2 separate regions of the Homo sapiens genome follow, and region 2 is linked to region 1. A link is an interaction called in ENCODE POLR2A ChIA-PET data of the cell type or tissue named here. Cell type or tissue: K562. All regions are shown on one strand.

The links. Peaks named below come from ENCODE experiments on the same cell type or tissue, not always from the same donor. Only the 100,000 strongest peaks of a DNase experiment are listed, where the experiment ranks them.
Region 2: POLR2A ChIA-PET joins it to region 1 with 5 read pairs; 2 of 35 experiments call an interaction of 5 or more read pairs at or near these places.

What each region holds. Positions count from the first base shown.
Region 1 is chr19:17,542,311-17,550,310 of GRCh38, forward strand. It overlaps NIBAN3 (niban apoptosis regulator 3), which reads left to right. Exons shown (of 15, transcript NM_001321827.2): 11 at 1,007-1,123; 12 at 1,214-1,321; 13 at 4,376-4,487; 14 at 7,134-7,217. Among named protein-coding and RNA genes, the nearest start is that of COLGALT1, 9.3 kb to the right of the region's middle. RefSeq lists a silencer at 3,985-4,034. In K562, no CTCF peak of the experiment used is centred here; a DNase peak (open chromatin) is centred at 4,327.
Region 2 is chr19:17,958,924-17,966,923 of GRCh38, forward strand. It overlaps a transcript of KCNN1 not described here. Among named protein-coding and RNA genes, the nearest start is that of KCNN1, 4.2 kb to the right of the region's middle. RefSeq lists a silencer at 1,264-1,464 and enhancers at 3,431-4,003, 7,171-7,888. In K562, no CTCF peak of the experiment used is centred here; no DNase peak of the experiment used is centred here; H3K4me3 peaks cover 245 bases.

The DNA of each region.
Region 1 (8,000 bases):
GCTGGGATGAGGCCAGGCTGTGAAGACAGCCTCCACTGACCTCCTGCTAAGTGTGCCCTGGAGAGACCACGATGATCGAGACAACTCCGCGGGGCTGCCAGTCTCATGGGGACATGAGCCCGTGACCAGGCAGCAGCCACATGTGGTGGACAGAGCTGGGGCAGGGTGTACAGGGAGCGCCAAGGATGTTCCTGATCCACCTCTGGGGTTGACAGGACTTTCAGGAGGAGGGGACTTCCAACATGGGAGAGCAATGGGAGGAATGGCGTTGCCACCAGTCCCGAGTGAATAGTGTTGAGAGTGCTTGTCTGCATTTGGGGAACGTGGAGCAATTTTTCAGAAATGGGGAAGATAGGCCGGCGACATGGACGGGCAGATCGCGCAGTGCCTTGAGCGTGGGGCTAAGGGGTGAGCTCTTTCCTGAGGGCAATGGGGAGCCAGAGCAGGTATGTGAGCAGGGGGAGGGCATGGCTGGATTTAAGGTTTAGGAAGCTTTGCCTGCCATAGGGAGCACAGGCTGTTGGGGACAGGAAAAGAGGAGGCAGGGAGGAGGCCTGCACCAGGATGGGGGATGTCAGTGGGGAGAAGCAATAAGTGTTTTGAAGTCTGAGATGGGACCTGCTGATGGACATGGTGACAGAAGAAGACAGAGAGTGAGATGATCCAGCACTACCTGGCACAGTTGTTCAGTTTGTGCACTGCACAAAAGCACTCAGTGGAGGAGGCTGAACTCTGGCTGGCTCCCTACTCCCCATTCTGGGCATCCTGGCACCATCTCCCAGAGGGAAGGGGCTTTCTGTCAGTTTGCACATAGTCCCCCACAGACTAGACAATCCCCAGGTCCTGAGAGGAGGGGAAAGGTGTTTCCTGGGACAAGGAGGAGGAGGTTGGGCAGAGGTGGCTGGTTGGAACAGGTTGGATGCTGAGAAGGGGTCAGCTGGGCAGGAGTGGGGCCCGGGAGGCTGGAGCACAGATTCTGGGGTCATCATAGCATCTCCTCCCACAGCTCATGGCTGACGCCGTGGCCACCTTCCTGCAGCTGGCTGACCAGTGTCTGACGACGGCCCTCAACTGTGACCAGGCTGCCCAGAGGCTGGAGAGAGTCAGGGGGCGCGTGCTGAAGGTGTGTTCTGTGGGTACGGGGTGGCATGGGGTGGCAGTGGGCCTGGGTGCTCAGATGGTTGCTGGACGCACCGCTGGGTGTGTTGTGCAGAAATTCAAATCGGACAGCGGGTTGGCGCAGAGGAGGTTCATCCGAGGCTGGGGTCTCTGCATCTTTTTACCTTTTGTGCTGAGCCAACTCGAGCCAGGCTGCAAAAAGGTGAGTTAATGGGAAGTGTGCAAGAGGGTCTGACAGCATCACCATGCATCCACTTAAAGTGGGCAAGAATGCTCTTTGAGGCTGGGCGCAGTGGCTCATGCCTGTAATCCCAGCAATTTGGGAGGCCAAGGCAGGCAGATCACAAGGTCAGGAGTTCGAGACTAGCCTGGCTAACATAGTGAAACCCTGTCTCTACTAAAAATACAAAAAATTAGCCAGGCATGGTGATGGGCGCCTGTAATTCCAGCTACTCAGGAGGCTGAAGCAGGAAAATCGCTTGAACCCGGGAGGGGAAGGTTGCAGTGAGCCGAGATCGCGCCATTGCACTCCAGCCTGGGCGACAGAGTGAAACTCAGTCTCAAAAAAAAAAAAAAAAAAGAATGCTCTTTGATCATTAGAGACCATTTGACCTTAATCCTAGCACTTTGGGAGGCCAAAGTGTGGGGATTGCTTGAGGCCAGGAGATCAGTCTGTACAACATAGTGAAACTCCATCTCTATAAAAATACAGAAGTTAGCCAGGCGTGACAGCATGTGCCTGTGGTCCCAGCTACTCTGGAGGCCAAGAGGTGGGAGGATCAATTGAGCCTAGGAAGTCGAGGCTGCAGTGAGCTAGGATCGCACCACTGCACTCCAGCCTGGGCAACAGAGCAAGGGCCTGTCTCTTTTTAAGAGACTTCCATACCCTGAGCCCTGGAGCTGGGTCAGGTGGCTTTTCTGGGCTTCCACAATGCCCTCTGCTTCACCTATGACGGGGTTCATTACCCTGTGTCTGCCACAGAAGAGCTGGGATGGGTCCCACACATCGCATATCACCTGGTGACATGGGCATCAGTGGAGGGAGGAGGTGGATGGAGAGTGGGTAAGGGTTGGGTGGGGAGTTACCAGGGAGTCAGGAAGGATGTCCCTGTGAAATGAAGGCATGGGCCATGTCCCGGGAAGGGCATTCCAGGCAGAGGGCACAGCATGTGCAAAGGCCCTGAGGCCTGACCATGCCTGGTGTGTTGGAGGAACAGTGACAAGGTGGGTGTGGCTGAAGCTCAGTGAGTGGAAGAGTGGGAAGGAGGTCAGCGGGAGTCCTAGGTACCTAGGCACACAGGGCTCATGGGCACCAGGCGGGTGTCTGACATGGGTACAAACAGAATCCTCTAGAGGAAGTGGCTGGGAATTGGGGAAGTCTCAGCTGAGACACTCATACTATTCCCTGTGAGGTGTGATTTGCTGTGCCTAATTAATCCCATGAATCCTTTCCACAACACTAGAGAATATGGGCCACTGAGTCCATTTTAAAGATAAGGAAACTGAGGCCAGGCGTGGTGGCACATGCCTGTAATAGCAGCACTTTGGGATAGTGAGACCCCACCTCTACAAAAAATACAAGAATTCGCCAGATGTGGTGGTGCACGCCTGTAGTCCAAGCTACTTGGGAGGCCGAGGTGGGAGGATCGCTTGAGCCTGGGAGGTCAAGGCTGCAGCGAGCCATGACTGCACCCCTGTAGTCCAGCCTGGGTGACAGAGAGAGACTATTTTATTTATTTTATTTTATTTTATTTTATTTTATTTTATTTTATTTTATTTTATTTTATTTTTAGACGGAGTCTCACTCTGTCGCCCAGGCTGTAGTGCAGTGGTGTGATCTTGGCTCACTGCAACCTCCACCTCCTAGGTTCAAGCGATCCTCCCATCTCAGCCTCCCAAGTAGCTGGGATTACAGGCACCCGCTATAGGGACCAGCCCCACAGGGTCGGTGGGTCTCTCCCTGTGTGCAGAGACAAGAGAGTGTAGAAATAAAGACACAAGACAAAGAGATAAAAGAAAAGACAGCTGGGCCCGGGGGACCACTACTACCAAGTTGCGGAGACCGGTAGTGGCCCCGAATGTCTGGCTGCGCTGTTATTTATTGGATACAAAGCAAAAGGGGCAGGGTAAAGAGTGTGAGTCATCTCCAATGATAGGTAAGGTCACGTGGGTCATGTGTCCACTGGACAGGGGGCCCCTCCCTGCCTGGCAGCTGAGGCAGAGAGAGAGAGGAGACAAAGAGAAAGACAGCTTAAGCCATTATTTCTGCATATCAGAGACTTTTAGTACTTTCACTAACTGACTACTGCTATCTAGAAGGCAGAGCCAGGTGTACAGGATGGAACACGAAGGCGGACTAGGAGCGAGACCACTGAAGCACAGCATCACAGGGAGACGGTTAGGTCTCTGGATAACTGTGGGCAAGCCTGACTGATATCAGGCCCTCCACAAGAGGTGGAGGAGCAGAGTCTTCTCTAAACTCCCCCGGAGAAAAGGAGACTCCCTTTCCCGGTCTGCTAAGTAGCCGGTGTTTTTCCTTGACACTTTTCGCTACCGCTAGACCACGGTCTGCCTGGCAACAGGCATCTTCCCAGACGCTGGCGTCACCGCTAGACCAAGGAGCCCTTCTGCTGGCCCTGTCCGGGCATAACAGAAGGCTCGCACTCTTGTCTTCTGGTCATACCTCACTATGCCCCCTCAGCTCCTATCTCTGTATGGCCTGGTTTTTCCTAGGTTATGATTGTAGAGTGAGGATTATTATAATATTGGAATAAAGAGTAACTGCTACCAACTAATCATTAATGATATTCATATATAATCATATCTAATATCTATATCTGGTATAACTATTCTTGTTTTATATTTTGTTATACTGGAACAGCTCATGTCCTCGGTCTCTTGCCTCAGCACCTGGGTGGCTTGCCGCCCACAACCCGCCACCACGCCCAGCTAATTTTTGTACTTTTAGTAGAGACGGTGGTTTCACCATGTTGGTCAGGCTGGTCTTGAACTCCTGACCTCATGATCCGCCCACCTCAGCCAACCAAAGTGCTGGGATTACAGGCATGAGCCACCGCACCCGGCCTGTTTATTTTAAAATAAAAATATTTAAAAATAAAGATAAGGAAACTAAGGCCCAAGCCCCGCCCCCCAACCCCACAGCTAATCAGGCCCAGGGCTAGGGCAGAAGCCTGTGTTGTAGGCCTCTAGAGGGGCCCTCCTCTCCATCCGAGCCCCTAACCCGCCATGGTTCCAGGAGCTGCCTGAGTTCGAGGGGGATGTCCTTGCCGTGGGCAGCCAGGCTCTGACCACTGAGGGCATCTATGAGGACGTCATCCGGGGGTGCTTGCTGCAGAGGATTGACCAAGGTGAGTCCCGCCCTGCCATGGCTCAGAGGAGCCTGGCGTCCCTTGGCTGTATGTACCGAGCCCCACCAGGGCCACATCGACTCTCACTTCCTGTGAATACTTGCCATTTGACCTTAAGTCAGGACTTGGCCTGAGGAGGTCCAGGGTAGAGGAGCTCAGAGGGGCAGGGATGGATACTCTCTGAAGGAAGGGCCGTTGGACTGGGGCTGTGAGGGATGTATAGGAGTTCTCAGGATGAGAAGAAGGAGGCAGAGTTCAAAAACTACTGATAGAGGCTGGGTGTGGTGGCTCACACCTGTAATCCCAGCACTTTGGAAGGCTGAGGTGGGCAGATCACTTGAGGTCAGGAGTTTGAGACCAGCCTGTCCAACATGGTGAAACCCCGTCTCTACTAAAAATACAAAAAATTAGCCGGGCATGATGGCACATGCCTGTAGTCCCAGCTACTCGGGAGGCTGAGGCAGCAGAATCGCTTGAACCCAGGAGGCGGAGGTTGCAGTGAGACAAGATCGCGCCACTGCACTGCAGCCTGGCGACAGAACGAGACTATGTCTTTTTTTTTTTTTTTTTTTTTTGAGACAGAGTCTCGCTCTGTCACCCAGGCTGGAGTGCAGTGGAACGATCTTGGCTCACTGCAACCTCTGCCTCCTGGGTTCAAGTGATTCTCCTGCCTCAGCCTCCCGAGTAGCTGGGACTACAGGCATGTGCCACCACGCCCGGCTAATTTTTGTATTTTTAGTAGAGATGGGGTTTCACCATGTTGGTCAGGCTGGTCTCAAACTCCTGACATCGTGATCCTCCCCCCTTGGGCTCCCAAAGTGCTGGGATTACAGGCGTGAGCCACCGCACCCGGCCAAGACTCCATCTTTTATTTTTTATTTTATTTTTGAGACAGAGTCTCACTCTGTCACCCAGGCAGGAGTGCAATGGCATGGTCTCGGCTCACTGCAACCTCCGCCTCCTGGGTTCAAGCCATTCTCCTGTCTCAGCCTCCAAGTAGCTGGGACTACAGGTGCATGCCAGCACACCTGGCTAATTTTTGAATTTTTAGTAGAGATGGGGTTTCACTATGTTGGCCAGGCTGGTCTCGAACTCATGACCTCGTGATCCGCCTGACTTGGCCTCCCAAAGTGCTGGGATTACCGGCGTGAGAGACATCGTCTTAAAACAAACAAAACTACGGATAGACATTTAAATTTATTCATTTAACAACCACTCCCTGTTTTTCTCTGGGCTGGCATTGAGGCCCTAGAGGTTTTCAGACTTGGAGTTGGCCTCTTAGGAGCTCCCGAGCTGGGAAGGAGCTCCAGAAACATCTTTCTCCCTCCTGCTTCCTGAGTTCATTCATGGATTAATTAATGCCCATGATCACTGAGATGTGTGCACTGATTGGGGGGTGAACAGGATGCAGTGGGGATTCAGGGAATGTGAGCATCCATGCAGCCAGCACAAGGGCACGGAGCGGGAGGCTGGAGGCTGCTGGAAGATGCGCAAGGCCTTGAATGACAGGCAGAGGAATTTAGACTTATGGTGCAGGCAGTGGGGAGCCATGGAGGGTGTGTGAGCAGAGGTCAACAGAAGCCAGACTGGAAGTGAGGGAGGAGGCTGAGGCCCCGGTTCTGGGAACAAAGGACAGGCCCGAGCAGGGGCAGCAGCCAAGGGAACAGAGTCTAGGAGGGAGGTGCGGGTGGGAGCTGGAGGTGCCAGAAGTGTTGGGCTTCAGGTGTCACTAAGTGAAGGAGAGGGGTTCCACAAGCCAGGGAAGGTGTGTGGAGAACAGAGGGGAATCTCAAAGAGCCCTCATTTGAAGGAAAGAGGAAGAACAGACATAGAAGGTGAGTTCAGCAGCCAGGCACTGTGGCTCACGCCTGTAAACCCAGCACTTTGGGAGGTTGAGGAGGGTGGATCACTGGAGGTCAGGAGTTTGAGACCAGCTTGGCCAACATGGTGAAACCCCGTCTCTACTAAAAATACAAAAATTAGCTGGGCATGGTGGCACATGCCTGTAGTCCCAGCTACTTGGGAGGCTGAGGCAGGAGAATGGCGTGAACCCAGGAGGCGGAGCTTGCAGTGAGCCGAGATTGCACCACTGCACTCCAGCCTGGGCGACAGAGCGAGACTCCATCTCAAAAAAAAGTTGTTTTTTTTTTTTTAAATAAGGTGAGGTCAGAGAGTTGGGAGACACCCCCATAGATGGTGGGTTCTTGGGAGCCAGGGAATGAGGGAGAGGATGTGTCTGTGAGCATCTAAACAAGAAAAATGGAGCTTCCTTAAAATAGCAGAAGTTTTAAATAGGAATAAAAGCTATTTTCTGACTGCAGAATTAAATCCAGAAACAGTTGACCTCAATAAGTTTCTCTTCCTAAAGATTTTATGTATCCTTAAGTGGGTCCATCCTGAATTGATTTGTGATGTCTGCCTAGAGCAGCATGTTGGGAGGTGGGACTGGCAGTGTCCAGGCTCAGTGAAGGGTGCAGGGATCGGTTAGCAATGTCTGCCATGGGTGCGGGCTTGGAGAGAGGCTCTATGTGAGCCACCTCTTTAGGATTTCTGCTTGAGACATTTGTAGTCTCTCTGGGAAAATGCAGGGAAGCCCCTTGATGCCTGGGCTTCCCCAGGTGTGTCCAAGAGTTCATCTCATTTCAGAATTGAAAAAGACCCTTGGTGCCAATGATGTATCCTGCACTCTGGACGGCTGCTTGGAGGTCCCATGGGAACAGGAGGGAGCAGGTGGGGAACTTCACAGGCTTCTGAAACATGCCAGTGATTGCTGGGGGTGGGGAGGTGGAGGCCCACATGGGGTGTATGGGATTGTCATGAGTGTGGGTTCATGGACGGAACAGAATGCACTTTGTCTCCTTACCCAGCCAGCCTGGCCAAGCTCGTGAACAAGCTCAGTGGGAAGTTGTGGAGTGCATCTGAGCCACAGAGGGACCCTCTAAACCCAGGCTCTGACATGCATGTGAGCTCAGCCCTGGGGGGCTGAGATTGTGGTGAATTTGTGTCCCATCTCTCTCTCTCTCTCTCTCTTTTTTTTTTTTTTGAGACAGAGTCTAGATCTGTTGCCCAGGCTGGAATGCATAATCTCAGCTCACTGCAACCTCCTCCTCCCAGGTTCAAGTGAATCTCCTGCCTCAGCCTCCCGAGTAGCTGGGACTACAGGCGGCACATGCCACCATGCCCAGCTAATTTTTGTATTTTTAATAGAGATGGGGTTTCACCATGTTGGCCAGGCTGGTCTCGAACTCCTGACCTCACATGATCTGACTGCCTCAGCCTCCCAAAGTGCTGGGATTACAGATGTGAGCCACCAGGCCCAGCCTTTGTATCCCATCTCTAATCCTAGGACTTAGGGGGCATCTCCCAATGGCTACTTCCTGTCGCCAACTTGGAAAGGGAGATTGTAGTGACAGGGGCCTTAGGTTTACCACCAGCAAGAGCTTCCAAGATGGCCATAATTTGGGGGATAATTTTTTTATGCAGCAATAGCTAACTAATACACTTCCTAGCTGA
Region 2 (8,000 bases), 420 kb after region 1:
TATCCTGACTTCGTGATCCACCCGCCTCGGCCTCCTAAAGTGCTGGGATTACAGGCGTGAGCCACCACGTCCAGCCCTATTTATTTATTTATTTATTTATTTATTTATTTTGGAGACGGAGTCTTGCTCTGTCGCCCAGGCTGGAGTGCAATGACGTGATCTCGGCTCACTACAACCTCTGCTTCCCAGGTTCAAGCGATTCTCCTGCCTCCTGCGTCAGCCTCCCGAGTAGCTGGGATTATACGCGTGCGCCACCACACCCAGCTAATTTTTTGTATTTTTAGTAGAGACGGGGTTTCACCATGTTGGCCACGCTGGTCTTGTTTTTTGTTTTGTTTTGTTTTGTTTTTTTTGAGACAGAGTCTCGCTCTGTCGCCCAGGCTGGAATGCAATGGTGCGTTCTCAGCTCACTGCAACCTCCGCCTCCTAGGTTCAAGTGATTCTCTGCCTCAGGCTCCTGAGTAGCTGGGATTACAGGCACCTGCCACCACGCCTGGCTAATTTTTGTATTTTTAATAGAGACGGGGTTTCACCATGTTGGCCAGGCTGGTCTTGAACTCCTGACCTCATGATCCACCCACCTCGGCCTCCCAAAGTGCTGGGATTACAGGTGTGAGCCACCGCACCCGGTTATATTTTTTCAATTTATTCTTTATTTTAGTAGAGACAGGGTTTCATCATGTTGCCCAGGCTGGTCTTGAATCCCTGAGCTCAGGCAATCAGCCCAACTTGGCTTCCCAAAGTGCTAGGATTACAGGCATGAGCCATGGGACCCTGTCTCTTAAAAATAAAAAAATGATTCCCTCTAGGTGGGGGGCTCTGGGGGAGGTTACACCCGAGTGAAAGAGTTCAAGAGGTGCTTTTGAAATAGTCCAGGTCAGCTGGACGCGGTGGCTCAGGCCTATAATCCTAGCACTTTGGGAGGCTGAGGTGGGCGGATCACGAGGTCGGGAGTTTGAGACCAGCCTGGCCATCATGGTGAAACCCCGTCTCTACTAAAAATACAAAAATTAGCCGAGCGTGATGGTGGGCACCTGTAATCCCAGCTACTCAGGAGGCTGAGACAGGAGAATCACTTGAACCCAGGAGGTGGAGGTTGCAGTAAGCGGAGACTGTGCCACTGCACTCCAGCCTGGGCAACAGAGTGAGACTCCATCTCAAAAAAACTAAACCAAACAAAAAAACAAAAAAAAAAAAGAAAAAGAAATAGTTCAGGTAATGGTCAGGCCAGTTGCAGCTGTAAGCATTCATGGAGCACTAGTGCTGAACCTCATGCCACTGGCCTCCAATGAGGCCATATCATTGCCTTGCAGAGGAAATGGAGGCCTAGAGTTACAAGTCCCTTGTCCACAATCACTGCCTTCATTCCTGTGGCTGCCACCACAAATGACCATGAGCTGGATGACTTACAACCACACAAAGTTGGCCAGGCGGGGTGGCTCACGGCTGTAATCCTAGCACTTTGGGAGGCCGAGGCGGGTGGATCACCTGAGGTCAGGAGTTCGAGACCAGCCTGGCCAACATGGTGAAACCCTGTCTTTACTAAAGATACAAAAATTAGCCAGGCGTGGTGGTGGGTGCCTATAATCCCAGCTACTCGGGAGGCTGAGGCAGGAGAATCGCTTGAACGTGGGAGGCGGAGGTTGCAGAGAGCCAGGATCTCACCACTGCACTCCAGCCTGGGTGACAGGAGCGAAACTCTGTCTCAAAAAAAAGAAAAGAAAAGAAAAGAAAAACACACAAAAAGTTGTGCTGTCACAGTTCTAGAGGCCAGAAGTCCAAAATCAAGGTGTTGGTGGTGTTGCCTTCCCTCCGGAGGCTCTCAGGAGGATCCTTTCCTGCCTCTTCCAGCCTCTGGTGGCTCCTGGTGTTCTTTGGCTGTGTCACCCCCACCTCTGTCTCTGTTTTCACATGACCTTCTCCCTGTTTGTCCATCTGTATCCTCATATGGGCTTCGTATTAAAAAAAACAGTTGTTAGATCAGAGCCCACCCTAATCTACCATGAGCCCCTCTTCATTGGGTGGGCCAAAGCAGGTAGATCACTTGAGGCCAGGAGTTGGAGACCAACCTGGTCAACATGGTGAAACCCCGTCTCTATTAAAAATATAAAAATTAGCCGGCTGTGGTGGTGCGCGTCTGTAATCTCAGCTACTCAGGAGGCTGAGGCAGGAGAATTGCGTGAACCCAGGAGGCGGAGGTTGCAGTGAGCCGAGATCACACCACTGCACTCCAGCCTGGGCAACAGAGTGAGACTCTGACTCAAAAAAAAAAAAAAAAAAAAACCCAGAAACCAGTTATTAGATCAGAGCCAGAACTAACCCACTATGACCCCCTCTTCATTTAACTACATCTGCAAAAACCTTGTTTCCAGGCCAGGCACAGTGGTTCACGCTTATAATCCCAGCACTTTGGGAGGCTGAGATGGGAGCCTCACTTGAGCCCAGGAATATGAGAGCAGCCTGGGCAACATAATGAGACCTCGTCTCTACATTTAAAAACAAAAAGAAAAGAAAAAGAAACAGGAGAATCTCTTAAGCCCAAGAGATAGAGGCTGCAATGGGCGTGATCGTGCCACTGCACTCCAGTGTGGGTGAGAGAGTGAGACCCAGCTTCAAAAACAAAAGAAACAAAACCCTATTTTCTTTCTTTCTTTCTTTCTTTCTTTTTTTTTTTTTGAGACGGAGTCTTGCTTTGTTGCCCAGGCTGGAGTGCAATGGCACAATCTTGGCTCACTGCAACCTCTGCCTCCCAGGTTCAAGCAGTTCTCCTGCCTCAGCACCCCCTAGTAGCTGAGATTACAGGCGCGTGCTACCATGCTCAGCTAAGTTTTATATTTTTAGTAGAAACAGGGTTTCACCATATTGGCTAGGCTGGTCCTGGTCTCTAATTCCTGACCTCAGGTGATCCACCCGCCTCGGCCTCCCAAAGTGCTGGGATTACAGGCATGAGCCACTGAGCCTGGCCAAAAAAACCCCTATTTTCAAATAAGGTCCAAGGTTCTGGGGAGGACTCAAATTTTGGGGGGTCACGATTCAAACCAGTCCACCTGCGTAGCAAGACATTGGGGTTTGGAGTCAAACCTTTGCTCCTCTATGGAGCTGCCACAGTGGGGAGAGAGGGGTTCCCTGGAGCAAATTTATGGGATCGGTTGGACCCACTGGATGTGGGGGTGGTAAAGGAAGGAGGCTAGAGCCTTCTAGCCTGAGCGTGAGGAGGGAGGGGCGCTCATGTCTGAATGGACAGGATGGGACAGTCCCAGGGTGGGGCCGCTGGTGGGCATGACAGGGGCTCCCTGACAGCCTTGGATGCTTTTTGGGGACTCCTTGCTTATGATGGAGCTGCTACCCTGCCTGCCTGTCACGCCCAGGCTCCCACTTCCTGCTCTAGGGCTGAGAACACAGCAGGCAGCCCATGGGGAGAACCGGGAAGGATCAGGCCCAGTCCCTCCCCTCCCATCCTGTGCCCCTTTTTCCTCCGTGTTCTGTCTGCAGGGCCCTTGTGTATTTATCATATCAAAGCCGGTCTTGTCTTCTGGCCTGAAACTGGGAGTCTGGGGGACTTTGTGTGTCTTTACCACCACAGTGTCCCTGCCTTAGAGTACAAGTCCTGCACACAGGAGGTGCTCAGTAGATGCTGATGGAAGGAATCCCAGGTCCCTGAATCCCGAGAGCTCAGGAACAAGCCCTCTGCGACACCTGCCCCAGCTCCCACCCTGGTATTCCCACTCCGCTTCCTGCCCCTGCAGTTCCCAGGAGCCCGAGGGAGCCAACACTCCAGATCTTGTTTTTTTTTTTTCTTTTTGAGATGGTGTCTTGCACTGTCACCCAGGCTGGAGTGCAGTGGCGTGACCTCGGCTCACTGCAACCTCTGCCTTCTGGGTTCAAGCGATCTTCTGCCTCAGCCTCCCGAGTAGGTGGGATTACAGCGCCACCACGCCTGGCTAATTTTTTGTATTTTTAGTAGAGATGGGGTTTCACTATGTTGGCCAGGCTGGTCTTGAACTCCTGACCTCATGATCCGCCTGTCTTGGCCTCCCAAAGTGCTGGGATTACAGGCGTGAGCCACCACGCCCAGGCTTTTTTTTTTTTTTTTTTTTTTTGAGACGGAGTCTTGCTCTGTCAAGCCCAGGCTGGAGTGCAGTGGCGCGATCTCGGTTCACTGCAAGCTCCGCCTCCTGGGTTCACGCCATTCTCCTGCCTCAGCCGCCAGAGTAGTTGGGATTACAGGCGCCCGCCACCACGCCACACCCGGCTAAGTTTTTTGTATTTTTAGTAAAGACGGGGTTTCACCGTGTTAGCCAGGATGGTCTCGATCTCCTGACCTCGTGATCCGCCTGCCTCAGCCTCCCAAAGTGCTGAGATTGCAGGAGTGAGCCACTGCACCCGGCCACCTTTTTTTTTTTTTTTGAGATAGAGTCTCACTCTGTCGCCCAGGCTGTAGTGCAGTGGCACAGTCTTGGCTCACTGCAACCTCCACCTCCCAAGTTCAAGCGATTCTCCTGCCTCTCAGCCTCCCAAGTAGCTGGGATTACAGTTGCCCACCAACACACCCGGCTAATTTTTTGTATTTTTGGTAGAGACAGGGTTTTGCCATGTTGGCCAGGTTGGTCTCGAACTCCTGACCTCAGGTGATCTGCCCTCTTTGTCCTCCCGAAGTGCTGAGATTATAGGCATGAGCCACCACACCCAGCTCAAATGATTTCTCTTCTAAGAGACTTCCCTGACCACCCTAACTCAAGTCTCCCTGTCCTCGTTCTTAGTTCTTTCAACTTTTTTGGATCTCTTCCTGATACTTCTGATACTTTTTTTTTTTTTTTTGTGAGATAGGGTCTTGCTTTGTTGCCCAGGCTGGAGGGCAGAGGCATGATCACAGCTCACTGTGGTCTCCACCTCCTGGGCTCGAGCGATCTTCCTGCCTCAGCCGCCCGAAGGAGCTGGGACTACGGGCACATGGCTCCACGCCTAGCTAATTTTTAAAAAATTTTTGTAGAGACAGGGTCTCGCTATGTTGCCTAGGCTGGACAGTACTTTTGTGTATCTAAAATTCTCAGTTTTATTTCCCTCTTTGGAGAGGGTTGTCCCCCTCTTCTAGAAAGCCAGCTTCAAGAGGGGCACGGTTTGTATCTCTCTAGGGTGCTGCATTCCCCAGCACCAGGCTCAGAGAAGGGGCTATGTGGATATGTGAATGAATGAATGAATTAGTGAATGAATGAATGAATCAGTGAATAAATAAATGGCTGAATGAGTGAATATCTTACCCTTGCCATCCTGACACTCACTGGGGCCCAGGTTCCAGCTTCCATCCGGGCAGTCCGGGCTGGGTCCAAGATTTCAGTGGATGCACCTGTGGAGGGGTGCTGGGGATGGAGGTGTAGGGAGATGCTCGTGTGGCCAGGCCACTCCCTGCTCCGGCCACTACCTTTGTGTCCCTGAGCTCCTGTGAACGTCTTCCAGTTCTCTTGCACCCAGACCCTTAGACACTGCCCAGAGACCAGAGGCCCAGCCCTCAGGCCCCCTGCGGAGGGGCTTGCTCTCCAGCCGCCTCCACCATGCTTGACGTTTGCAGAGGACACAGCCTGTGCGCAAGGCAGTTTCCCAGGGCATGAGTCCCGGGGGCGTCTTGGCTGCCTGACAGGCTCACTTGCAGGCTTCTTGGGTCTCTTCCAGCCAACCATGGGCTGATGAGAGGCTCTGCCTGGAACGGAGACCCAGACAGCCCCCACCAGAAGTCCCACCTCCATCCAACCTTGACTCCCATTCATGCTGCCAACCTTGTCTCTGAGGGGTGGGATTCCAGCAGGTGGCAGGACTGACTCAGGTGGGAGGCAAGGCCGTTGATCACCAGATTGATTGTCCAAGTTCCACTTCTTGATGGGGGCAGTCCCCGATCCCTCAGGGCAGGTGAATGCAAAGGAGAACAAGCACAGGTCTTTTCAGAGGGAGAAGGTGGGTACAGGGGCTTCAGGGCGTGGGCAGGGGTGCAGGGGATTGGGGGCAGTGGAGTGCTGTGGCTGATGTTTTTGTGAATTTCGGGACAGTTACATGTTAGACTTGAATTCAAAAAGCATCTGGCCAGGCGCGGTGGCTCACGCCTGTAATCCCAGCACTTTGGGAGTGGATCGCTTGAGGTTAGGAGTTCGAGACCAGCCTGGCCAACATGGTGAAACCCCGTCTCTACTAAAATTACAAAAATTAGCCAGGTTTGGTGGTGCACGCCTGTAATCCCAGCTACATTGGAAGGCGGAGGCATGAGAATTGCTTGAACCCAGGAGGTGGAGGTTTAGAGGTTGCAATGAGTGGAGATCGTGCTGCTGCACTCCAGCCTGGGCGACAAAGTGAGACTCTGTCTCAAAAAAAAAAAAAGAAAGAAAAAAGCATCTGATGCTACAGCCTGTGCAAGCAGACCAGGGTCAGCCCGTGGGCATGGTATGCTTCTCGTGGCTCAGGGACTCCTGCAAGGGCTGGGTTGAGCTGTCAGGGGCCAGGAGCATTGAATGTGGTTCAGGGATGTGCCCAATCCTGAGGGAGCTGTGGGTGGCTCCAATGTTGTGCTTTAGAAAGGGGGGCTCCTGGTGGTCCAGGCAGGGGAACAGCAAGTGCAAAGGCCTGGAGGTGGGAACTGTGGCGAGGGGAGACTGAGAAGGCTTGGCTGGAGGTTGGAGTGCTGGTGAGTCAGTGGAGAGATGCAAGAGGGGTGGCTGGTTCTCAGGTGTGGCTGAAAACCCGCCCCTTCGGAGTCCCCACAACCCCTTTCTTGCTCTGCAGTGACTCTCAAAGCTGCTTGTGTCTGGTCAGATCACTCGTAACAGCCCCCTGTTACAGATCCTATCCAACCCCGCCTGGTACCTCTGTGGATCTGACCGGGACCACCCAGGCCTCTATTTCCTGATTGTCTCAGCCCTGGGCATTGTCACCACGGCCGGGCCTTGTGCAGAGCAGTCTGGACAGGCTGGGATGAGGAACGGGCTCTCCAGGGGAGGGAACAAAGGTCCTGTCTGAGACTCTGAGCCATCACCTGGCCCCTCTGTGACTCACCGCCACCCTCAGCCCATGCAGCTATCCCTCATTCATGCCTGCCTGCCTGCCTGCCTGCCTGCCTGCCTTCCTTCCTTCCTTCCTTCCTTCCTTCCTTCCTTCCTTCCTTCCTTCCTTCCTTCCTTCAGTCCAACTGTTTTCTGAGCTCCGCAGAGGAAACACAGAAGACAGCCTCCCTCAGGAATAAACACTCAGATGTTCCTGACCTGGGCCAAAGCTCTGGGCTGGGAAGAAAACAGATGGAGGGTGTGGGAGAGAGATAGGAGGTGGGATCTGCTGGCTCCAGGAAGCCCCCAGGCTGGTGGGGGACAGAGCTGAACACAGTCACCCCAAGCCTGGTGGGAACAGGGTGAGGCAGAGGCAGAGGCAGTAAGACTGGAAGAGGAGGAAGGAAGAGCTCCCTACCCACTGGTCCCCAAAGCTCCCTGGAGCCGCCATTAACTTTGAATGAATGAGTCGGCCAAGTTCAGCCTGGGTGCTGGGGGAAGGAGCACAGTTTTGGGGACCCCCAGCCCTGGTGATCCCAAACTCCCTGGGGCTCTGGCTTCCTGTCATCCTGGAAATGGGTGTTGGAGGTTAGGACTGGGTGGCCTGATCCAGACGGGCGTCTCTCCTCCCACAGAAGGTGGCCTCTAACCGAGTGCCCCAGCATGTACCCAGTCCCACCCCTGGAAGGCCCTACACCTGGCTCCCAGACACCCCCCAACTTGCAATCACCCTAGTCCCCCTCAAGGCTCCCCTATGCAGAGCTAGACCCCGGAGGAGGTCGTTTGAGGGGCAGGCATTGAGTTGCTTTGCAAAGTTGTCTTTCAGCTGATGCTTACGGGGAGGACAGTCCCCAGGCGTGCAAAGGTTGACAGAGCGGCTGAAGTTTGGGACCTAATTTTGGGGAGGGGGTATAGTTAGGAGGTCCGGAGGGCTGTTGGGGGCGGGGGTTGGAGCTTCACCAAGGTCCTTCCCGTCTT